3 separate regions of the Homo sapiens genome follow, and regions 2 and 3 are each linked to region 1. A link is a loop called in an ENCODE intact Hi-C map of the cell type or tissue named here. Cell type or tissue: HepG2. All regions are shown on one strand. Links, peaks and the distances in the headings refer to the core of each region. The heading gives the core; the rest is flanking DNA. Region 1 has its middle 8.9 kb from the start of SKIC8. Region 2 has its middle 35 kb from the start of CRABP1. Region 3 holds the start of CHRNA5 (cholinergic receptor nicotinic alpha 5 subunit).

The links. Hi-C counts contacts between places; a loop is a spot of excess contacts. Peaks named below come from ENCODE experiments on the same cell type or tissue, not always from the same donor. Only the 100,000 strongest peaks of a DNase experiment are listed, where the experiment ranks them.
Region 2: it touches region 1 in a loop (2.4-fold over the local background); 2 of 110 quality-filtered maps call a loop at or near these places.
Region 3: a loop joins it to region 1, with 4 times the contacts of the local background. A loop is called at or near these places in 2 of 110 quality-filtered maps.

Annotation. Positions count from the first base shown.
Region 1 is chr15:78,304,301-78,312,687 of GRCh38, reverse strand. No RefSeq gene overlaps it. Among named protein-coding and RNA genes, the nearest start is that of SKIC8, 8.9 kb to the right of the region's middle. In HepG2, for the core only: a CTCF peak has its summit at 4,081 (motif pointing left); a DNase peak (open chromatin) is centred at 4,077; H3K4me3 peaks cover 657 bases.
Region 2 is chr15:78,371,334-78,379,720 of GRCh38, reverse strand. No RefSeq gene overlaps it. Among named protein-coding and RNA genes, the nearest start is that of CRABP1, 35 kb to the right of the region's middle. RefSeq lists an enhancer at 4,849-5,642. In HepG2, for the core only: no CTCF peak of the experiment used is centred there; a DNase peak (open chromatin) is centred at 4,810; H3K4me3 peaks cover 622 bases.
Region 3 is chr15:78,562,015-78,570,401 of GRCh38, reverse strand. It overlaps CHRNA5 (cholinergic receptor nicotinic alpha 5 subunit), which reads right to left and starts at 4,882. Exons shown (of 6, transcript NM_000745.4): 1 at 4,577-4,882. The coding sequence starts at 4,682. RefSeq lists a silencer at 4,595-4,684 and an enhancer at 5,495-5,684. In HepG2, for the core only: no CTCF peak of the experiment used is centred there; a DNase peak (open chromatin) is centred at 4,931; H3K4me3 peaks cover 1,719 bases.

The DNA.
Region 1 (8,387 bases), core at 226-8,225:
CCCATTGGTCAAGGCTGTCCCACAGGCAACAATTCTTCTGGGTGAATGTGGAGTGATTCCCAGGGCAGGAAGATAGAGGTGGAGACTGGGGGAGGGGAGGTGCTGTCAGCTCACGCTTGGGCAGAGCTGGTTGAAACTTGTGCAGAACGGACCCCAGGGTAGTGGCTGTACTAAGAGAGAAGAGGCTGAGAAGATGTGACGTGATGCACATAAGCTGTCCTATGCAGTAGTCAGCTTCATCGCGTGTGACACAGGCAGCTCACAGCTAATGTGACAAGTCAGTGGGAAGGACACCATGGTCAAGAACAGCTGAAGTGGATCAGAAGGTCAAAACTGGAAGGAGGCTGGGCGTGGTGTCTCACGCCTGTAATCCCAGCACTTTGGGAGGCCGAGGCGGGAGGCTCACTTGAGGTCAGGTGTTTGAGACAAGCCCGGGCAACACAGGGAGACCCTATCTCTACAAAAATAAAAATAAAATAAATTAGCCAGGCATGGTGGTGCACACCTGTAGTCTCAGCTACTCAGGAGGCTGAGGTGGGAGGGTCGCTTGAGCCCTGGAGTTTGAGCTGCAGTGACAGTGATCACGCCACTGCACTCCAGCCTGGGTGACAGAGCAAGACTCTGTCTCAAAACAAAAACTGAAGGAGTCCCAGAGCCAATGGACTCACGGGACAGACAGCTAGGGAAACTGAGGTCCAGAGAGGGTTCAGGCAGAGGCAGGCTAGAGAGTCTCCCTTTCAGAGCCAGAGATGGTTCCTGAGGCCATCTGGGTGACTTGCCAGCTTCATGCCTGGCACACACTTAATGATCAAAACTAGGAATGATATCAACAGTGACAATAACAGTAATGGCTCCTGATGTGAGGTTCCGTGTTCTGGCTGCTAAGCCCCTCGGCCTCCAGGGGCACTTTGGGCGTAACTGCACAGCAAGGTCTCCACATGCTTTCATTCTTCTGCTATTAATTTTAGTGCAATGGCAGTCAAGGAGTAAAAGCAGTGCTTTCACCTGGATATGCCAGCTCTGGCACCAGGATGCACTGGAGACTCACATCTAATGGGGGGCCTGGACCTCAGCTCTCTCTCTGAGTTAAGGGCAGTGTGTGGAAGGAGCTTTGTGGTGAGGCTGTTCTAAAGCTACCTTTGGCTTCTTGAATTCCCTTTGTCCTTCAGAAGTGCATTCGATACAGGAGTCCTGGGACTTTCCCAAGCTTACCAGCTTGGGGCCAGCACCTGTTCACCCTGGCAAGAGATCCTGGGCTTAACCTGTGGCAGGAAGGGATTTCCAGGTTCTTTTGGAAACCTCACGGCGGTGAGTTCTCTTCCTAGAGCTCCTTTTGCCCCCTTGCCTCCCAAGTGCAGGCCCCTCTGGGTCAGCACTTCCCTGCAGTCCTGCCTTTCCCACCTGGCTCTCAATCCTTTGACCTCCCCCCAACCCCACCACCAACTTTGTAAATAAAAATCCCTATATTTTCAGCTCTTTCACGGTCCCTTATTCCAACCTTGCTGTCACCACAGCTGGCTCTCTGTAGAGGACAGCGGTTCCTGGCAGCCTCTGGAGGGGACACTGCAGGTGTGCACACCTGGATTGAGACTGACACCCCCAGCAACATAACAGAACCACTCAAGGGGATGCTGGAGCTGGTACATACCAGCTTACCAGAGCAGATTGTACATATTGGTCAGCAACTTCCTGTCCGTGGCGTGAAATAGCCCATGGGGCATGGTGGCAGGTGCCTGTAATCCCAGCTACTCGGGAGGCAGGAGAATCACTTGAACCCAGGAGGCAGAGGTTGCAGTGAGTCAAGATAGCTCCACTGCACTCCAGCCTGGGCCTGGGCAACAGAGTGAGACTCCATTTCAAAAATAAAAGAAATAGCCCATGGGAGCTGTATTTACACTATGGAAATCAGCAAATGCTATAAGCCAGGTTTAGGGTTTTTCTCTGAAGAGCCTGTTGTTAAACACCTACCAGCACACCATGAACCCCTGATTCTCCTCCTTCTGCCCCTTTGAGACTCTCACCATCCAGGCAGACCCCTGGCTATGTTTGAATGTGTCCCCCAAAGTTCGTGTGTTGGAAACTTAATCCCCAAAGTGACAGTGTTAGAGGTGGAACTTTTAAGAGCTGATTAGGCCGTGAGGATGCCACCCTCATGAATGGATTCATGCTGTTATAGTGGGAGTGGGTTCCTTATAAAAGGACAAGTTCAGCCCCTCTTGCACTCTCTCTCTCTCTCTCTGTCTCTGTCTCTCCTCGCCTTCCCCCATCACCCTGTCTCTCCCTCTCCCTTCCTTGCCCTTCTGCCTTCTGCCATGGAATGACACAGTAAGAAGGGCCTTATAAGACACCAGTAACTTGATCTTGGACTTCCCAGCCTTCAGAACTGTGAGAAAAGAAATTTCTTTTCTTTCTAAATTACCCAGTCTTGGCCAGGCACGGTGGCTCAGGCCTGTAATCCCAGCACTTTGGGAAGCCAAGGTGGGCGGATCATCTGAGGTCAGGAGTTCAAGACCAGCCTGGCCAACATGGTGAAACCCCATCTCTACTAAAAATACAAAAATTAGCTGGGTATGATGGCCCACACCTGTAATTCCAGCTACTGGGGAAGCTGAGGCAGGAGAATCGCTTGAACCCGGGAGGCGGAGGTTGCGGTGAGCTGAGATCATACCACTGCACTCCAGCCTAGGAGAGAGAATAATAATAAATAATGATAATAATAAATTACCCAGTCTCAGGTATTCTGTTATAGCAGCACAAAACAGACTAAGACCCCACCTCCTTTTCCTTCGTCATCATGCTCACCTACCAATCTCTTCTATCTCATTCATTGCAGACAGTGGCACTAGCTCACAGCTTCCATACCCAATTCCTGCCACCCTTCAGAGGCTTACAGCCTCCTCCTGGCAGGCCCACCACCCTGGCCTCCTTGGCTCACCCTCCTACACTCTCAAGTGCCTTGGCAGCCATCTTTTTTGGCCTGACTTTGCTGCCTCCTATGTGAATAGGTAAATGCCAACGATGTCCAGAAAGTGATGGCATGATCCCCAACTACAGCAGAATTTCATACACAGCTGGGCTTCACGGTCCCTGTCCCCTCTCCACACATAGGACCTGATTCCCTTCGGTTGCACTTTGGGTCCCCGAGAGGTATGACTCAGTCCCCCAGTGTGGGGTGAGTCTACTCCTGGTTCCTGCCCAGTTTTGAAGGATGTGGGCACAGCGGAGGGACTCAGGCCCTGGATTGGCCCATCCGGTCTCTGGGCCATGCCCACAGCCTGCTCAGAGCAGAGAGTCAGGCTGCATGAGGACTCAAGGGGTCTGAGTTCTGCTCCCTACTCCACCACAGCTTTACCAGGTGCTCTGGATTAACCACGTGCTCTCCCTGTGCCAACTTTTCTATAAAATGGGGATACATAATTCCTACACCTCTTATGTAGGGAGAATCAGAGGAGCTAGGGCTTTTCCGCTGGAAAGTCGATCTTGGTTGAAGATGGCTTAGAGTCCTGGTGAGAAAGAGTCATTGTGAGCTCCTTGAGGGCAGGGATTTCATCTAACTCCTTTGAGTATCCCCAGCCTGGCCCCAAAAAGGTCCAGTTGGTGGATCCTGGCAGAATAGCCAAGTACTGAAGGTGACCACCAACCGCTGGTCAGCAGCTGGTGAAGCGAATTGAAACCCCACCCTGAACAGTTGCTGGGTGCAAAGAACTTAGTCCCCCAGGCCATGCTCGCAGGATGCAGCCCCTCAGTCAGGTATGTGCAGAGGATGGGAGGCCTCAGCTGCTTCTGGGCAGGATGCTCTCTCCCTGGCTTCTTCCTTCTGCTGTAACTCCCTTGGGGATCTCACTTCCAGAATCTACAACTGTGGTCTGGGAACCACACTTTTGAAAACCACTAGGGATTGAGACCATGGTGTTAACAATTTTGTTTTCAAGATGAGGAAGTTGAGGTCTAAGATGCCTTTACGAGGGGTCCCATAATGATTCAAGAGCAGGAATTCACTGCCTCCGGAGTCTGGAGGAGCCCAGGAGGGCAGGTACTTGCTACTCCATCAGCGGCGCCAGCCAAGTGGGCATGCGTAGGCAGTGACTGCCATCCTCTGGCCAGCCGTGGTAAAGCCCCTGGCTAGTGGCTCCACTGTGGTGGTCTGTGTTCCCGACTGGGGACTGTCAAGGACCCTGATTGCAGGGTAGGAAGCCAGTTCCAAGAGGTTCCCTGATTCAGTATCCATGGACCAGCTGAAGAAAGGAGTGATGTGTCCTTGTGGGTTTGGATTTGAATCCAGACTCCCGCCTCTGGCCCCATAATTGTCCTGCCCTCACCCTCTCCATACCCCTTTCTTTCCTGTGAGCTCCTGTTTCCCCGCTTTCCCTCCCTAATACTGTGGAATTATGAACAAAAAAATCAGCTACACCCAATTCAGCATGGGTTTCCATCCTTACTCTGCCTTGCTGGCTGAATGACCCTGCAGAAGCCACTTCGCCTTTCTCAGGGTCAGTTTCCTTCTCTGTGTGAAACAGGGTGACTCCCTCCTCCGTAGCACTAGCGAGAGTTATTTCTCAGGGCGTGGCCCAGTCCATACATCCACCATCACAGCTCTCCCAGTGTTTGAAACCAAAATTAAAATTTGAAGACATTAGTGTCTCCAAAGTGGAATGTGTATACCCCAGACAGTGAGCAAGACCGTCTGGAGTATAGGAAGAAAATATTAGATCTTCTGATATTTATTTTTATCTTGTCCCTCTTCTATTTTTATATTTGTTTTATAATGTACATAAATATTATAGTAGTATAAATACATATATATTTATAAATAATGTACACACAGGAGAATGCATGGTGATAATTTTTTGTTTTTAATTAATTAATTTATTTTTTTCGTGAGAGAGGGTCTTGCTCTGTCACCCAGGCTGGAGTGCAGTGGCACCATCTCAGCTCACTGCAGCCTCTGCCTCCGGGCTTAATAGATCCTCCTACCTTAGCCTGCTGAGTGGCTGGGACCACAGGCATGTGCCACCACACCTAGCTAACCTTTTTTACATTTTTGCAGGGAGGGGTTTCATCATGTTGCCCAGGCTAGTCTCAGACTTATGAGCTCAAGTGATCCACCTGCTTCGGCCTCCCAAAGTGCTGGCATTACAGGCATGAGCCACCGTGCCCAGCCAGTAATAAATTTTTAATAATAGGTACATGTGGTCACTGCTTTAGAAAAGAGGAGGCATAACTTTCTAGAAGTTTCCTTGTGAGGAAATGCTCAGAGTGGCTGATTGCTGGGTGAAGTCTGGAAGTTGCCCTGGCTATAAACTTCAGAGATGTAAATACCCTTAGCCATCTGGCAAGCTAGTGAGGAAAAGAGACCTGGGGGCTTTCAGGGCCTTCCCTAACAGTGGGCTGTATGTTTGAGACGTCCCAGAATGGCAATTGTAAGAGTAATCCTAGCTGGCATTTATTGAGTGTTTTCCTTGTGCCAGGCACTGTTCTAAGCATTTTACATATTTTAACTCTATTAATCCTCATATCAGCCCTAAAAGGAAAGTTCTAGTATTATCCCCATTTTAGTGATATCCCAGTGGGGTTACATAATTTACCAGAGCCTTGGGTGGAGCAGCCAAGATTGAGCCCAGGCATTGTGCTCTAGAGGCCAAGTTGTTTAACCCCTTTGTGCCAAAACTGGAAACAAAAAGCGCCTGGGGCCTATCTGGTGGGGCATGGAGGAGAGAAGGAGGTGCTGCTTGATGAAAGCGGGGAAGCTTGTGGGGCAGAGTGAGGGTGGCATCTGTAGAAGGAGAGGGGCACCACATGAGACACTGTGGCCCGCAGGAGGGGAGGGAAGAGGGGGACTAGGAAGAAGGAGAGTCGGGTGTCAGCTGTGGGGTCCAGAGAGGAAACCTGGGATAAACATCAGAAAGGGCAGGTGGGGTCCCTGACATCAGACTCTGCCAGCTGGGGTTCTGAGGAGAGCCTTGAGAGCTCTACACAGGGCAGATGTGGCCCATGGACCTCCCTCTCCTTCTCCCTGTGCTGAGCAGAGAGCAGGACTTTTGCCTGCACCCCTCTCCAGACCTGCTGATTCATGTCTTTCCCGGGAAGTCAAGTAAGCCTTCCCGGAACTGGGGCGGAGGCAGCTCTTCCTCCCAAGGAGGTAGTGAGCTCCCTGTCCTTGGAGGTATTCAAACAGAGGCTGGATGATCCCATGGTGGGGTTGTATAGAGGGAGAGAGGTATGAGATAGATCTGTGAGGTTCTTCTTCATTCAGAAATGCTTGGACCTGTGACTGAGTGGAGAGGAGAAGTATAGGGGTAAGTCCTGGGACACTGTGGCCTAGTATCATTCTTCCTGCTTGAGCCTCTCTGTGGGTCTGCTCTATGCAGGGCTAGTTGGAAAGGCAGTGAATGACTCAGGGAACAATTATGTCCCTGTGGGGCTGCAGCCTTAGAGGGGGCCTCCCAACCTTGGCCTCTTTATGAATTGTAGAGCTTTTCAGGGCAGCCCTTACATCTTGGAGCTACTTCATCATTAGCCTGGATGTTTACCTATCTTATTCTAAAATCTTTTCATTTCCTCCTGACCTGGAAGACCAGAACTCTAATTACAGATGTTTAAATGTCACATACAATGGCAAGTCTCTCCAGATTTGCTTTACAATGGGCATTCCGTGGATCTGTGAACTTTGATAGGAAAATAATTATATCTTTATTTCCCTTAAACTGTAACTGGAATTTAATATCTTCTTTAATTATAAATGTATGCAATAAATCTAGGAGTATTAGTAGTACCTGTGACTTTGTCACCAATACAAATCACAAATATTTTCGTATCACATTGCAGCTGTTGCAAGTAATTCTAAATATTGTTTATGCTCACTGCTACTTTAAAATTACAGAACAGGCTGGGAGCCATGGCTCATGCCTGTAATCCCAGTACTTTGGGAGGCTGAAGTGGGCAGATCACCTGAGCCCAGGAGTTTGAGACTAGCCTGGGCAACATGGCAAAACCTCTTCTCTACCAAAAAAAAAAAAATTACAAAAATTAGCCGGGCATGGTGGCACATGCCTGTAGTCCCAGCTACTTGGGAGGCTGAAGCGGGAGGATCGCTTAAGCCTGGAAGATTGAGGCTGCAGTGAGCAGTGATTGCGCCACTGCACTCCAGCCTGGGTGACAGAGCGAGACCCTGTCTCAAAAATAAAATAACAGAAGATATTAGACATGCTGCATTAATAAAGCACATATACTACTGTTTCACAAATATTTTGATAACTACTTTGATATAATTGGTTTCCTTTGTAATCCTATGTGGCTTGTTCTTATGTACTTGAAAACATTATTCTGCCCCACCTGGCTGTTCTGTGATCTCATGACCTTTGAGTGGGAACTCAGACTCAGGAGGGCTGCTGCCAGCACTGGCCCAAATGACTTCGGTGGTTTTTACAGCACGCTGGAGAGAATCTGAGAGGATTCCCTGGCAGGAATTTGAGGATTATCTGGGTGATGCATCAGTGATTACAATTTTGTTTTTACCAGTTTTGCTAAGCAGCAGCAATAGCAGAGGTGATTAAGAAAAATGAAAGAAAAAAATGCAAAAAGAGAACAGGCAGAGACGGTGGTAGCTGCTTTCTTGATGTTGATACTGAGGGCCAAGCTTTCCACCACCCCCTTGTAGTTGCAGAAAGCCTCAGATGTAATGGTAGTGTTACGGGATCTTTGGACGGGTGTGGGAGGTATTGATTTTCTTCCTGGGAGCGCCTTTGCCTGAGTTCTTGTCCTGTGTCCAGGAATAATGAGGTACTCGAAGAACTTACTGAGTGTTAAGCAGCTCAGAGAAGACCCGCAGTGGGTAGCTCCTCTGAGCAAGTCATCCCATGGAGTGTTCAGCTCTCAGCAGACAGGAGGCCTGGAGAGGGTAGCTCCCCCTCTGCCCACTGGTTATCCTGCCACCTGCTGCTCTCAGCAGAAAGAAGACCCAACCCTGGAGAGGGGAGCTGCTCTCAGCAAAAAGAAGACCTCACCCTGTAGAGGGGGGCTGCTCTCAGCAGAGAGAAGACCCAACCCTGGAGAGGGGGACTGCTCTAGGGGATCCTGGCGGGGGGTGCTCCTGGAGAAGGAGGCTGTTCTGGGGGATCCTCTCCTCAGGTCATTTGGAAGTCTCTACAGGAGGAGGGGGGCCTCCTCTCCGCAGGTCCTTTGAAAGGCTCTGCAGGTCTCTGCAGCTCTGGCAGAGAGGGTAGCTCCTTTCTACAGCTACTCTTCCCGCTGTCTCTCCATCCTCTCCTGCAGTTTGGCTGAGCCCAGGGCTTTTATGGACCTCAGAAGGGAGGAAGTGTGTGCTGACTGGCCCATGGGCGGCCATGGGTGAGCCTGGAGGAGGCACCACAAGCTCCCACTCAGGTCTG
Region 2 (8,387 bases), core at 281-8,280, 67 kb before region 1:
AAGAGACAAAGAAGGCCATTACATAATGGTAAAGGGATCAATTCAACAAGAAGAGCTAACTATCCTAAATATATATGCACCCAATACAGGAGCACCCAGATTCATAAAGCAAGCCCTTAGAGACCTACAAAGAGACTTAGACTCCCACACAATAATAATGGGAGACTTTAACACCCCACTGTCAACATTAGACAGATCAACAAGAGAGAAAGTTAACAAGGATATCCAGGAATTGAACTCAGCTCTGCACCAAGTGGACCTAATAGACATCTACAGAACTCTCCACCCCAAATCAACAGAATATACTTTCTTCTCAGCACTACATCGCACTTATTCCAAATTGACCACATAATTGGAAGTAAAGCACTCCTCAGCAAATATAAAAAAACAGAAATTATAACAAACAGTCTCTCAGACCACAGTGCAATCAAACTAGAGCTCAGGATTAAGAAACTCACTCAAAACTGCTCAACTACATGGAAACTGAACAACCTGCTCCTGAATGACTACTGGGTACATAACAAAATGAAGGCAGAAATAAAGATGTTCTTTGAAACCAATGAGAACAAAGACACAACATACCAGAATCTCTGGGACACATTTAAAGCAGTGTGTAGAGGGAAATTTATAGCACTAAATGCCCACAAGAGAAAGCAGGAAAGATCTAAAATTGACACCCTAACATCACAATTAATAGAACTAGAGAAGCAAGAGCAAACACATTCAAAAGCTAGCAGAAGGCAAGAAATATCTAAGATCAGAGCAGAACTGAAGGAGATAGAGACAAAAAACCCTTCAAACAATCAATGGATCCAGGAGCTGGTTTTTTGAAAAGATCAACAAAATTGATAGACTGCTAGCAAGACTAATAAAAAAGAAGAGCGAAGAATCAAATAGATGTAATAAAAAATGATAAAGGGGATATCACCATTGATCCCACAGAAATCAGAGAATACTATAAACACCTCGACACAAATAAACTAGAAAATCTAGAAGTAATGGATAAATTCCTGGACACATACACCCTCCCAAGACTAAACCAGGAAGAAGTTGAATCCCTAAATAGACCAATAACAGGCTCTGAAATTGAGGCAATAATTAAGAGCCTACCAACCAAAAAAAGTCCAGGACCAGACGGATTCACAGCTGAATTCTACCAGAGGTATAACGAGGAGCTGGTACCATTCCTTCTGAAACTATTCCAATCAATAGAAAAAGAGGGAATCCTCTCTAACTCATTTTATGAAGCCAGCATCATCCTGATACCAAAGCCTGGAAGAGACACAACAAAAAAAGAGAATTTTAGACCAATATCCCTAATGAACATCGATGCAAAAATCCTCAATAAAATACTGGCAAACCGAATCCAGCAGCACATCAAAAAGCTTATCCACCACAATCAAGTTAGCTTCATCCCTGGGATGCAAGGCTGGTTCAACATACACAAATCAATGAAAGTAATCCAGCATATAAACAGAACCAAAGACAAAAACTACATGATTATCTCAATAGATGCAGAAAAGGCCTTTGACAAAATTCAACAGCCCTTCATGCTAAAAACTCTCAAAAAACTAGGTATTGATGGGACATATCTCAAAATAATAAGAGCTATTTATGACAAACCCACAGCCAATATCATACTGAATGGGCACAAACTGGAAGCATTCCCTTTGAAAACTGGCACAAGACAGGGATGCCCTCTCTCACCACTCCTATTCAACATAGCGTTGGAAGTTCTGGCCAGGGCAATCAAGCAGGAGAAAGAAATAAAGGGTATTCAATTAGGAAAAGAGGAAGTCAAATTGTCCCTACTTGCAGATGACATGACTGTATATCTAGAAAACCCCATCATCTCAGCCCAAAATCTCCTGAAGCTGATAAGCAACTTCAGCAAAGTCTCAGGATACAAAATCAATGTGTAAAAATCACAAGCATTCCTATACACCAATAACAGACAAACAGAGAGCCAAGTCATGAGTGAACTCCTATTCACAATTGCTTTAAAGAGAATAAAATACCTAGGAATCCAACTTACAAAGGATGTGAAGGACCTCTTCAAGGAGAACTACAAAGCACTGCTCAACGAAATAAAAGAGGACACAAACAAATGGAAGAACATTCCATGCTCATGGATAGGAAGAATCAATATCATGAAAATGGCCATACTGCCCAAGGTAATTTATAGATTCAATGCCATCCCCATCAAGCCACCAATGACTTTCTTCACAGAATTGGAAAAAACTACTTTAAAGTTCATATGGAACCAAAAAAGAGTCTGCATTGCCAAGACAATCCTAAGCCAAAAGAACAAAGCTGGAGGCATCACGCTACCTGACTTCAAACTATACTACAAGGCTACAGTAACCAAAGCAGCATGGTACTGCTACCAAAACAGAGATATAGATCAATGGAACAGAACAGAGCCCTCAGAAATAATACCACACATCTACAACCATCTGATCTTTGACAAACCTGACAAAAACAAGCAATGGGGAAAGGATTCCCTATTTAATAAATGGTGCTGGGAAAACTGGCTAGCCATATGGAGAAAGCTGAAACTGGATCCTTTCCTTACACCTTATACAAAAATTAATTCAAGATGGATTAAAGACTTAAATGTTAGACCTAAAATCATAAAAACCCTAGAAGAAAACCTAGGCAATACCATTCAGGACATAGACATGGGCAAGGACTTCATGACTAAAACACCAAAAGCAATGGCAACAAAAGCCAAAATTGACAAATGGGATCTAGTTAAACTAAAGAGCTTCTTTACAGCAAAAGAAACTACCATCGGAGTGAACAGACAACCTACAGAATGGGAGAAAATTTTTACAATCTACCCATCTGACAAAGTGCTAATATCCAGAATCCACAAAGAACTTAAACAAATTTACAAGAAAAAACCAAAGAACCCCATCAAAAAGTGGGCAAAGGATATGAACAGACACTTCTCAAAAGAAGACATTTATGCAGCCAACAGACACATGAAAAAATGCTCATCACCACTGGCCATCAGAGAAATGCAAATCAAAACCACAATGAGATACCATCTCACACCAGTTAGAATGGCGATCATTAAAAAGTCAGGAAACAACAGGTGCTGGAGAAGATGTGCAGAAATAGGAACATTTTTACACTGTTGGTGGGACTGTAAACTAGTTCAACCATTGTGGAAGACAGTGTGGCGATTCCTCAAGGATCTAGAACTAGAAATACCATTTGACCCAGTCATTCCATTACTGGGTATATACCCAAAGGATTATAAATCATGCTGCTATAAAGACACATGCACACGTATGTTTACTGCGGCACTATTCACAATAGCAAAGACTTGGAACCAACCCAAATGTCCATCAATGATGACTGGATTAAGAAAATGTGGCACATATACATCATGGAATACGATGCAGCCATAAAAAAGGATGAGTTCTTGTCCTTTGTAGGGACATGGATGAAGCTGGAAACCATTATTCTGAGCAAACTATCGCAAGGAGAGAAAACCAAACACCGCATGTTCTCACTCATAGGTGGGAATTGAACAATGAGAACACATGGACACAGGGTGGGGAACATCACACACTGGGGCCTGTCGTGGGGTGGGGGGAGGCGGAGGGATAGCATTAGGAGATATACCTAATGTAAATGATGAGTTAATGGGTGCAGCAAACCAACATGGCACATGTATACATGGGCAACAAACCTGCACGTTGTGCACATGTACCCTAGAACTTAAAGTATAATAAAAATTAAAAAATGAGTGTATTGAATGAATAAACAATATCTTTGCCAACAAGGAGTGATGCCAAAAAGCTGGACACAATTTTTTGCAATGAGCATATATTACTCTTACAATCAGAAGAAAACATTATTATTATTATTATTTTTTATGGAGTCTTGCTCTGTTGCCCAGGCTTGAGGGCAGTGGCAGGATCTTGGCTCAATTCAGCTTCTGCCTCCTGGGTTCAAGCGATCCTCCCACCTCATCCTCTTGAGTAGCTGGAATTACAGGTGAGTGCCACCACTCCCAGCTCTTGAGTAGCTGGAATTACAGGTGAGCGCCACCATCCCCAGCTAATTTTTGTATTTTTAGTAGAGATGGGGTTTCACCATGTTGGCCAGGCTGGTCTCAAACTCCTGACCTCAAGAGATCAGCCCGCCTTGGCCTCCCAAAGTGCTGCGATTACAGGCATGAGCCACTGCACCCAGCCAAGAAAACAGATTTTTAAAGTGGTGGTGGCCCTTGGAGTTCTGCCTCAGTCCTCTGTTTTCTCATTCAAATGGCCTCCCTGCACTCAGTCCTTTATGCCTGTGTTCCCTTCTCACCTGGCCGCTGTCAACTCCCACAAAACTCATCTCCCCTGCTCCTCTTCAGGCCCAGGTAGCCAGGTGCCTGCAGGGCCTCTCCTCCTGAGATCCCCTGTTGCAAACATATGCGTCATCTCCAGGCCTCTGCCCCGCCCTGCTCCACTTCCTCTTCCCTACCTCAGCGACCAACCCCACCAACCTCCCTGTGCTCTAGCCAGCATCCTGGAGGCCTCTTAGACTCCCCTGGCCCATATCCAACCCACAACCAAGCCCTGGCCTTCCACCTCACATGATCCCTCCTCCCATCCCGGCTGCCACCACTGATCCCCGTGGTCCTCTGGTTTCTCCTGTGTGGGCACCAGCTGCCCTGCCTCTATTCCTGCCTCAGCCAACCCATCCTCCACACTTCAGCCAGAGTGACCGTCCTCCAGAGTAAATAGGGTCACCTGACACCCTTTCTTAAATATCTCTATCCTCATAGTCTGCAGGATAAAGTCCAAATTCCACAGCATGGGCCATTCAGGGTTTTCTGCCTGCCTCTCTATTTACCAGTCTCCAGCTCCTCCCGTGCAGGGAACACCTCCAGGCCCTGTGTCTGCTGTTACGTCTGCCTGGAACACCCTCTCCCTCTTATACTGGAAAACCACCCATTACAGGGCTCTGTTCTGTGAAGTCTTTCCTGACCCATCCAAATGGAGGTGTGGTTCTCTCCTCCACATTCCCATACAACTCTGTACCCCCCTCACCACCGGACTGTGTGCCCTCAAGGGCAGGGCCCTGTGCAGCCTCAGCACCTGGTGCTGGCCTGGCACCGAGTTGAGTGCTCATTCCCTGAGAACCCGCATAAGGTGCCCACACCAGGCCTTCTCAGTGGCTCTGAAAATGAGAGCATAGTGGGACCTGGGAGGTAGCCTTGGCCCTCGTGGGTAAAGATGGTGTCCTCCTTGTTCTTGGCTGTGTCCGCCTTGTTCTTGGCTGTGTCCCATTGCCCAGCACAAGGGCTGACAATAGTAGGGGCTCAGTAAACCCTCAGCATGCAGACATGAATAAAATGAATCCGGGGGCTGAAAAAGCCCACAGATCTTCAGCCTAGCCCACATCACCCACCTATGTCTCAATATTTCACAAAGGAGGAAGTTGAAGTCCCCCCAAGGGCAGGGACTTGCCCAAGGTGAAACACTGGATTCCTTCCCTGACAAAAGACCAAAACCCAGGTGTCCTTCTTCCCAAGATTTCTTCCTCTCCAAAATCTACCAAGGCAAAAAAGATTCCAAAGAGCAGGTGGGGCTTATTGCTGACACCCCCAGCCCCATGCCTGAGCACATACTGTGGGCCAGGCTTAGTGTTGGTGTTCTCAGGCATTACTGCATGTGCTCCTGTGTCAACATGAGGAGGGAGGTACTATTATTATTTCTGTTTTACATCTGAGAAATTGGAGGCTCATGCTGCTGAAGTTACATGGCAAGAAAGTGCAGAGGCCGGGCATGGTGGCTCACATCTGTAATTCCAACATTTTGGGAGACTGAGGTGGGAAGATCGCTTGAGCCCAGGAGTTTCAGACTAGCCTGGGCAACATAGTGGGATCCCATCTCTATATATACACACACACACATATATATATATATGTATATATTATTACATATAGAGAGAGATCCCATCTCTAAAATATATATATATATATATATATTTTATTTAGAGATCCCATCTCTAAAATATATATATATATTTTTTTTATTTAGAGATCCCATCTCTAAAATATATATATATATATATATATAGAGAGAGAGAGAGAGAGAGAGAGAGGCAGGTGTGATGGCATCTGCCTATAGTCCCAGCTATAGGAGGCTGAGGCAGGAGGATTGCTTGAGCCCAGGAGTGTGCACCACTGCACTCCAGCCTGGGTGAGAGAGCAAGACCCTTTCTCCAAAAAATAAAAAATAAAATAAAGTGCTGGAGACAAAATTTGAATTCTGGGCCGGGCATGGTGGCTCATGCCTGTAATCCCAGCACTTTGGGACCCCGAGGTGGGGGGATCACTTGAGGTCAGGAGTTCGAGACCAGCCTGGCCAATATGGTGAAACCCCGTCTCCACTAAAAATACAAACATTAGCTGGATGTGGTGGTGCATGCCTGTAATCCCAGCTACTCGGGTGGCTGAGGCAGGAGAATTGCTTGAACCTGGGAGGCAGAGGGTGCAGTGAGCCGAGATCGCACCACTGCCCTCCAGCCTGGGCAACATACCAAGATTCTGTCTCAAAAAAAGAAAAAATTGAACTCTGACCTGACTCCAAGATTGGCATTCTCAGATCCCATGCTCCGCCCCTGGATGGCTTGGCTAGGAGTGTCTGAGGGGCGGGGCTGGCAAAGCAGTGCCTCCTATATGAGGGAGAGGGAGAAGACCTGATAGGGTGATGGCCTCTCTGGGACCTGGTCCAGCACTTGGAAGCCTGAGAGGAAGGGGGTCTCTCTTCCCAAACACCCTATGGCAACATGCCACAGGCCCTTCTCCACCCCTGCCTCTGCTGGTCTCAAAACTTGCAGTGCATTTCAAAGGGGATAAACCTGAAGGGCTTCTATTCAGGTGAGAGAAAGGCAGGATCCAAATGAAAGTCAGGTTGCACCCAGAGATGTTCAAAGCTCTTGTCATGGGGCATGGGGACTCTTCCCTCCATGCCCTGTAGGCCCATCCAGTCCCTTCTCCACAAGCTAAACATGCCCATCTGTGTCCCCAAACCAGCAAGAGTTGTTGGTTTTCAACTGGATAAAGTCCAGATCCCTTAGCTTGGCATTCAAGCTACTCTGGGATCCCATTTTTGACTATTTGTCCTACCTCATTCTCTCACTAAGCAAGCTCTTTGCATCATCAAGTTAGGCTGCTCACCATTCCTCTAAACATGTTTGCTGCTTTCCTGCCTCTAAGGCTTTGCCCATGCCTTCCCCCCTAGAGTGCTTTTCATTCCCATGTTCTCCTATTGAAATCTTACCATACTGGACATGCACAGTGGCTCACGCCTGTAATCCCAGCACTTTGGGGGGCTGAGGTGGGCAGATGACTTGAGGTCAGGAGTTTGAGACCAGCCTGGCCAACATGGCGAAACTGTCTCTACTAAAAATACAAAAATTAGCTGTGTTTGGTGGCACGCACCTGTAATCCCAACTACTCAGGAGGCTGAATCAGAAGAATTGCTTGAACCCAGGAGGTGGAGGTTGTAGTGAACTGAGATCGCGCCACTGCACTCCAGCCTGGGCAACAGAGTGAGAGGCTGTCTCAAAAAAACAAAACAAAAAAAAACAACAAAAAAAAAGGAAAGAAATATTACCATTCTTTTAAGCCCAGGTCCACTGGCACCTTCCCCTTTTCCCCTTCCATAGATTTTTTTTTTTTCTCTCTTAAATCCCAGGGCACTTCACTTTGTACAGACCTGCTGGCTCATGTGTGGATTATCTGTGTCTGTGCCCTTCTCCTAGATACCACAAGTGAGGGCAGCAGCAGTGTCCTATTCATCACCATAGCCCCCCGAGGGCCCTGTGCTCAGTAGGTGCTCTAGGAATGTCTATCAGACTAATAAAGGCATGAATGGACTCCTAAAATCAGTGGGAAGCATTTCTGATCCAAGGGAACCTGCATTTTAACAGGGACCACCACTTGCCCTAACGCAGAGAAATTATCCAAAACTAGGAAATAAAGCAAAAGGAGTATTATGTGCCCTTTAAAAGTCTCCTTAGAGTATGTCTGACTTACTATTTACTGTTGATTAGTGGCCAGACTTTGTAAAAACTGATGTTAACTGTAGAAAATTGATGTTGCAATTAATTTCTATATACTTCAAAAAAATAACCCTGAAGGTTGTGATTTGGTTGTCCTGCAGGACATTAACCAGTTTTGTATGTTACTTAGCTATCTTAAGTAACCAGCATTCTTACTTGCCATCTTAAGTAGCCAGCATTCTTTTTTCACTGACCTTACTTCAATTTCTAATATCTTCCTTTGAACCAGCTTTGCCATTCTGCTGGGTTCCCTCATTCATGAGTTAAAAAAATCTTTCACTTGTGTTCACTATATGTTTGTGTAAGAGTTA
Region 3 (8,387 bases), core at 1-8,000, 260 kb before region 1:
CTGTAATTTCAGCTACTTGGGAGGCTGAGGCACGAGAATCATTTGGACCCAGGAGCCAGAGGTGTCAGTGAGCCAAGATCACGCCACTGCACTCCAGCCTAGGTGACAGAGCAAGACTCTGCCTCAATAAAAATAATAAATAAATAAACAGTAGGACAAACAATATCATGTTTCCTCAAAGGAGAACAAAACATCTAAATTAACATTTTTCATCATAGAACAGAAAAGGATGATTTTAAATAATCCTTTCTATCATATTGTCATTATAAAACTATACCCAGGCCAGGCGCGGTGGCTCACGCCTGTAATCCCAACACTTTGGGAGGCCGAGGCAGGCGGATCACCTGAGGTCAGGAGTTTTCAAGACCAGCCTGGCCAAAATGGAGAAACCCCATCTCTACTAAAAATACAAAAATTAGCCAGGCATGGTGGCACATGCCTGTAATCCCAGCTACTTGGGAGGCTGAGGCAGGAGAATCACTTGAACCCAGAGGCAGAGGCTGCAGTGAGACAAGATCATGCCACTGCACTCCAGCCTGGGCGACAGAGTGAGACTCTGTCTCAAGAAAAAAAACAAAAACAAAAACAAAAAAAACACTATACCCATGCTGTTCTGTGGAACAGATGTTTAAAGAAACAAATTCTAAACTTCTTTCAAAAACAATTCCAGGCCGGGCACGGTGGCTCACACCTGTAATCCCAGCACTTTGGGACGCCGAGGCGGGCGGGTCATGAGGTCAGGAGATCGAGACCATCCTGGCTAACATGGTGAAACCCCGTCTCTACTAAAAATACAAAAAATTAGCCAGGCGTGGTGGCGGGTGCCTGTAGTCCCAGCTACTTGGGAGGCTGAGGCAGGAGAACGGCGTGAACCCGGGAGGCAGAGCTTGCAGTGAGCCGAGATTGCACCACTGCACTCCAACCTGGGCAACAGTGCAAGACTCCGTCTCAAAAAAAAAAAAAAAAAAATTCCAATATTTAACAACTCTAATTGTCGACATGCTTATTTAATAGTGAACTTAAACTATCATCTGATAATTTAATTCCAATGCTTTAAGAAAAATAATGCTATTAGAAGAAAAAGTTCTGTACTGAAATTACTGAACTAAAACTTCATATCCTAATTATAAAAAATTACTTGCTAGATCTCATTTGTAGATTATAGGTTGAAAAAAAGCTCAGAGTTCAATCCATAGGCTACATTAATAAATGCAGGTATATCTGCAGTGTATCAGGAAATACACAGACAAATGAAATCCTACCCTCCAGCTGCTCAGTCTAGTTCACATATTTAGTATTTCTTGGAAATCAAAATAATTTTAAATTGCAAATTAAATTGTGTATAAAGTTTACGTAAGGACATATATATAACAAAAGTAAAACTGACAGTCAGTATGTGTGTATTTCTGTTAGCTTCTGAAAATGTTAATGAAAATGACTAAAGATGAGAAGAAAAAAATCTTTCATAGCTCTCATTTTCTATGAATTATTTCATTTTCCTATTTCATTTTCAGCCACTACATATAGTAATTAAAATTAAGGTTCAGCCATTTAAAATGTCACATAGCGTGCAGCCATAAAAAAGAATGAGTTCATGTCCTTTGCAGGGACATGGATGAAGCTGGAAACCATCATGCTCAGCAAACTAACACAGGAACAGACACCAAACACCGCATGTTCTCTTTCATAAGTGGGAGTTGAACAATGAGAATCCATGGACACAGGGAGGGGAACATCACACATCAGGGTCTGTCGGGAGGTTGGGGGCAAGGGGAGGGAGAGCATTAGGACAAATACCTAATGCATGTGGGGCTTAAAACCTAGATGACAGGTTGATAGGTGTAGCAAACCACCATGGCACATGTATACCTATGTAACAAACCTGCAGGTTCTGCACATGTATCCCAGAACTTAAAGTAATATTTTAAAAAAAAAATTAAAAAAATAAAATGTCACACAGCTAAGAAATATAACCATTGGCTTTAAAATGTCACATAGCTAAGAAATAGTAAGAAATATAACTAGTTAGGTAGTTAATGACTATCTAACTTCCATAATCACTGTCCCAATCACAGGTCAGTTTAAAATGCTTGTATTATCTTGATGTACTAGTTCATTATACTTTAATATATTATACTTTAATTGTCTCCTGAGCCACTTTCCACAGCTCTGTGACCGTTCATCAGCCAAATAATAGCTGCGGGCTGACTAGATATTCTCTTTACCTGGGAACTGGCTCACAGAAAACCACAGGGAAAAGTTACTATTAAGAACCTAAGACGAATATGAAAACAATAAATTGTAAAAATAAAGGTAATTATATTTGAACTTAAAAAACTTAAAGTTGACTTAAAAACATCTACTACCGCCCTTTCATTTTAAAGAGAGAGAAACAAAGAATCAGCAAGGTCAAGTAATACGTCCAAGGAAACACAGACAGCGAGTGGCAGGTCTCCTATTTCCAGACAGTACTTTCAGCCACCCACATGGAACGACAGTTGTACACAAATGCATATTAACAGTTAAGAGCAAGTGTGCAATTACATCATCCATTCAGTATCACTTTGTTCTTCAAGATGATCACTTCTAAGAGCACACAGAATCTTATAATTTTCAAGGTGGAAGGGGGATCCTTTAATGGCCCCTCACCATCCAGATGGAGAAACTAATATCCAGAGAGGTAATACTGTTCCACTCCTTCCTTCCGCAAACCTTCACTGGGCTCCTACATTAAGGCAGGTGTTGGCGATACAAAGATAAACAAGAATCACAGTTCTTAAGGAGCTTACGTGGAAGCAGGAGGAAACAGAAGTGCAATAGAACCAGATGGTTATTATGAGAGAGATATTAACTAAGTGGGGCAGAAAGCAGGAACTAATCGATTTCACTTTGTTATAACACTGAACACCATGCATGAAGGGAGATAGCTATTTACACTATTTAATGCTTGGCTACAGTGTTCTATATTAAAAGACATGAAACAGATTTTTAAAGTTCAGTTTCATCAAAAGGGGTAGAGAACTACCATTTTCTCGAGTGTCAGGCACTGTGCCTGGCATTTTATATGCATTATTTAATCCTCAAAAGAACTCTGAGAGGTAAGCATGATTATTACCCCCATTTCTTTTCTTTTCTTTTTTTTTTTTTTTGAGACGGAGTCTCGCTGTGTTGCCCAGGCTGGAGTGCAGTGGCGCGATCTCGGCTCACTGTAACCTCCGCCTCTCGGGTTCACGTCATTCTCCTGCCTCAGCCTCCCGAGTAGCTGGGACTACAGGCGCGCACCACCACGCCCGGCTAATTTTTTTGTATTTTTAGTAGAGACGGGGTTTCACTGTGTTAGCCAGGATGGTCTCGATCTCCTGACCTCGTGATCTGCCCGCCTCGGCCTCCCAAAGTGCTGGGATTACAGGCGTGAGCCACCGCGCCCGGCCCGCCATTTCTTAAAGAAGGAAAACAGCTGAGAGAAGTTCGTCCAGTCAGGATGCACCAGAGCCATAATTTGAATACAGGTTTGCCTGGCTCCAAAATCACATTCCTTTCTTTCTGTTTAACTCTCTCTGCCCAGGATTTTCTTCATTTGTTTAAATCACCCTCCATCTTATTTCTCTTCGGTCTACACTAAGCAATACATCCTGCAATGAATTATTCTAGTCTTATTACTTCCTAAAATCAGGAGCCATAGATTAAAAACCTTAACAAAGGAAAGGCAAGAAAAGGTTCTTGCAATATTTCCACTATTTAAGAAACTCACTCATAAAACCTGAAATACAGACGTAGTGAACTTCTGTAATCATATCTTGCTTAACGGATGCTTAGCTTTTCTACGTTTAGATCACACCATAGCTGCTCCACAAACGTGTTTTTCTTCAAGGTATTGAGAGAACTGACTCTAAAACTTTCCCAAGCACTTGAAACATGTAGGACTACGCGATTTCTTTTGTTGTTTCCATTCCTGTCCAAAACCTCTTGAAAAACAGCAGGCTGAAAAAAGCTGTGCTCTAAGGAGCTAGTGAGGAACTCTGGATGCAAACGATTAGCCCCGAAGCCAGGGAAGTTGGCCGCCTAGCCTGCTACAACACACACCTTTCATCTCCGGCGAAAGGAAAGGTTTTCAAATGCTGCGGTGGGTAGGGGACAGGGATGGAGGAAGAGGCGGCGGGCAGGAGGTGGAAGATAAGTCCCAACCCCTAGAATGAACCCCAGAGTCTCTATATCCCGTAAATGGGCAACAAAATGGGAAGCTTGGCTGCCACCAGGACAGGAAAGCCCTGCTGGACAAGAGTGGCATCTTTTACTGAAAAAGTTGTGTGGAAGTATACGCTAAGCCAGCCTCGTAGTCTCCAGCGATGCAGGTCGTGGAACAACAAAGAAAACCCACCCAAGTAGCCCTTTCTCTGCATTTAAATGAGCAAATCTGGACATTTAAACTGAAACCTCACTCCAAGCCCCCAGGAGAAAAAAACCCACCTCCCCTCGCAACCAGGTTTTCCGGCGGCCGTCGCCTGGCGGCTTCCTGGGCACCGCGATGTGGAGTCCGGGCCAGCTCCCGCCCCGCCCCTCTGCAGCCCGGGCTTACCTCTCTGCGCGCCGCCCGCCGCGCCCGCTAGACCGCAGCGCCCCGCGACCAGCTGGACCAAGAGCAGCAGGCGGAGCGCGCGGGGCCCTGACCCCCGCGCCGCCATCGCCCCGCGCCCGCGCGGGACCGCGGGCAGCCGCCTCTCGACCGCCGCGCGGGGAACGCGAACTCTTGGGGAATGGAGCACTGAGTGTGAGTCGTGAGACAAAACGAGGGCAGACGCAGCAGAGGGGCCGCTCCGCGCCACAGCTCCCGCCGGGACAGCAGCCTCAGCCTAGCAGCTTCTGGCGGGCTCGGGACGCATGTGGAAGCTCCCGGCGCCTAGCCCCGCCCCTATTTCCCTCTGGCCCCGCCCAATCCTCGCCTTGTTCCTTTTGGCCCAGTCCGGTCTATTCATAGCCCCGCCTCCGATCCCCACCAACCCTTTCCCCACCCCGCCCCGCCTCTGGTCCAACCCTGTCTGCTCCTAGCTCCTCTTTTTCCACGCCTGGCCCAGCCCCATCGCCCTGGCCCCCGCCTCCAGGCCTTCCTTTGGGCAGGTGCGACCCTGGAGCAGAGTTCCAGGAAGGCAAAGACTTGAGGCTGGCATCGCAGGCGCGTCCTTCTCTAACCACCGGATGTCCTTGGCCTAGTCACTGCACACCTTAAGATAACAGCTATTCATTGATGTCTGCTCTGTGCTCAGCACCAAAAGGGGAAGCAGAGGGACAGATTGCTCCCAGCTGATAGAAAATGTAAATAAAGTAATTCCGAGTTGTGATCAGAAAGAAACAAGCTGGAGGCTGGGGCAGAATCACAGTGGTGGGGGACTTGCTCCAGGCTGCAGCGCTCTCCATGGGCCCCGCTGCCCACTCAAGTCTTTCTCACCAGGAAGTACCAGTCGCAGCTTGACTGCCTCCTGGGGCTGTCGTGTCAGCCAAGGGGTCCCCACCAGGAGACCTGTGTTGTGGACCAGCGAGACAACCCTGGGCAAGTCACTTTCCTCTCTGGGCCTGTTTCCTCGTCTGGAAGCGAGGAACCGAGGCAGATAAACTAGAGGACTCGGGAAGGTACAGCTCTGACACTCACTCAAGCCATCCCCGGAAATGATATGCAGTCGCCTCAAACGTGGGCATCGCCCTCCGTGTTGTCATCAATTAACATTTGTAAATATTAGTGACTATCTGCTACAGACACTTAGCACCTCTGGTGGAGATTGGTGCCGACTGCTGGAAACCCGTCTCAAATCCCTCCAGACCCTATATTTCATCCTCTCTGTCCATAATTAGAAAGCTTCATTTGGCTGAAGGGATTCAGGCGAATTATCTTTAAACTTCAGTGGCAGAGGGAGCCGCTGACTCTTCACAGAACGCTTTATGGAGGTGACACCTCTAAGACTCATTGTGAGCAAAAATTTCACTCCACCCTCCAGACTAGTAAATCTGTGAAAAACTAAACCTGGTTGCAAAGAATCTAAACAGCAAAATTCAGTGAAGATGCTCTTCTTAGGTCCAAATACAGCTGGAAAAATGTAAATTACATCCAATGGAGCCAATCTGTTTAAACAGGACTTAAACAAAGGGGCCACAGAAAAGGGATGCACAAGATGTTAACCAGATTAGTAATTAATTGCACTTCTGCACAGAAATGAAAGACAGTACCTATCATCCTTTCACTGCAAATTTACATTTTACTCTGAAGAATTTATGGGACTTACAGGCACTTATGCAATTCATCCTAACAGTGTTTGGATGACTTTAAAATGTTATTCTGCTTTTACAGCTAACTGATTTGAAACAGAGGAGTTGAATAACTGCTGAAGGTCACAGTACCTGTCAGTGGCAAAACTAGAATGAAATGGTTGTCAGTGCAGCCACTGCAAGTATAATTGGAACTCCTAGATGTTATATCAATAATCATGAGAATGATGGTTATTTACATAATCTATGAAAAACACTATTAATTGTTGCTATTAAGTGAAAGGCAAAGCGTGACATTTGTTGGGCATTTTAAAATCCAAACAAATAATCAGAATATAATGTCTACATCTTACATGGTTTTTCCAGGGGGATACGCCAATTACTCATGGTTGCTGGATATGGTGCTACACCTGACTCTGATAACAGGCATCTTCACACTGCTAGGAGACATTAGCTGACCAAATGACAATGAAAATTGCTGCTGTTGCTGCAGCCACCACCTACAAAGTTCCCCTAAAGTGGCATCTATCTACCAACTTTCTGAGACTTAGCCAAAGGGACTATTACACAGTTCTTGCATCCCAGACACCACCTTTTCCTCTGAAGATTGTGGAATTTTTATTACACTTTCCTGTCTTCATTTATCCTTCCTTCTCCCCTCTTCTGAATATCCAAACCCACGCTTTCTTCAAGGCTCATTTCAAATGCCACCTGCCTTCTCTTTATCTATTTCTCCATAATTATGTTCTCTACTAGATAGTGGATTTCTCAGCCTAGAGGCTATGTCTTTTTTTTTTTTTTTTTTTTTTTTTTTTCCTAGTAGAGACAGGGCTTTACTCTTGCCCAGGCTGGAGTGTGTAGCAGTGTGATGATAGCTCACTGTGGCCTCAACCTCCAGGGCTCAAACTCAAGCGATCCTCCCTCCCCTGCCTATCAAGTAGCTGGGATTACAGGGGTGCACCCCTACAACCAGCTAATTTTTTTAGTTTTGATTTTTTTGTTTGTTTCTTTCTTTTTTTTTTTTTTTTGGTAGAGACAAGGTCTAACTATGCTGTCTAGGCTTGTCTCAAACTCCTGGGCTCAAGAGATCCTCCCACCTCGGCCTCCCAGAATGCTGGGATTAGGAGTGTGAACCACCATACCCAGCGGGGCTATGTCTTGTTCACCTTTATAATACCTACTTGCCAGTCAGTACCTTGCCATAGAAAGTAGAATTTAACAATTATCTTAACACTGCTAAGTAATGGGGACTGTAAGAATTTAAACACGTTTTAATATGCTAGTTCATTTAGTATCAATATTACAGGAGTGGTACTTTTATTATCCTTGTTTTGGCCAACACCTTCTCAGTTCTCTTGGCAGGTTCCTCCTCTTCTACCCAGGCTTTGCATGTTGGAAATTCCAGAGGCTCAAATCTGGGACCTATTCTGTCTCTGTAAACTTCCCCCCTCAGTGATCTTATTCACTTCCCTGGCTGTAAATACCATCCATATATTGATGATGACCAGATTCATACTCAGATAGGTGCTGATCTCACCTCTGAGCTCCAGTGTATTTGACTATGTACTTTACATCATAATCACTTAGTTATGTCACTTAAGATGTTCCAAACCATGTTATCCTCTTAGCCTTCCCATCTCAATCAATGATACCACCATCTGACTAATTACTCAAGCTAGAAAACTGGAAGTCATCCTGAGTTCCTCCCTCTGCTTCACCCACCGAGTCTAATTCAACTCTAAGTGCTATTTACCTGGAATTTATTTATTTATTTATTTATTTTTATGTATTTATTTTTAAGAAGGAGTTTCACTCTTGTTGCCCAGGCTGGAGTGCAATGGTGCGATGTCAACTCACTGCAACCTCTGCCTCCCAGGTTCAAGTGATTCTCCTGCCTCAGCCTCCCAAGTAGCTGAGATTACAAGCATGCGCCACCAGGCCCAGCTAATTTTGTATTTTTAGTAGAGATAGTGTTTCACCATGTTGGTCAGGCTGGTCTCGAACTCCAGGTGATCCACCTGCCTCAGCATCCCAAGGTGCTGGGATTACAGGTGTGAGCCACCGTGCCTGGCCAGCCTTGAATTTATTTTGAATCCATCTCTTGTATCTCCTTTCCACTCCTAGTTTATTCA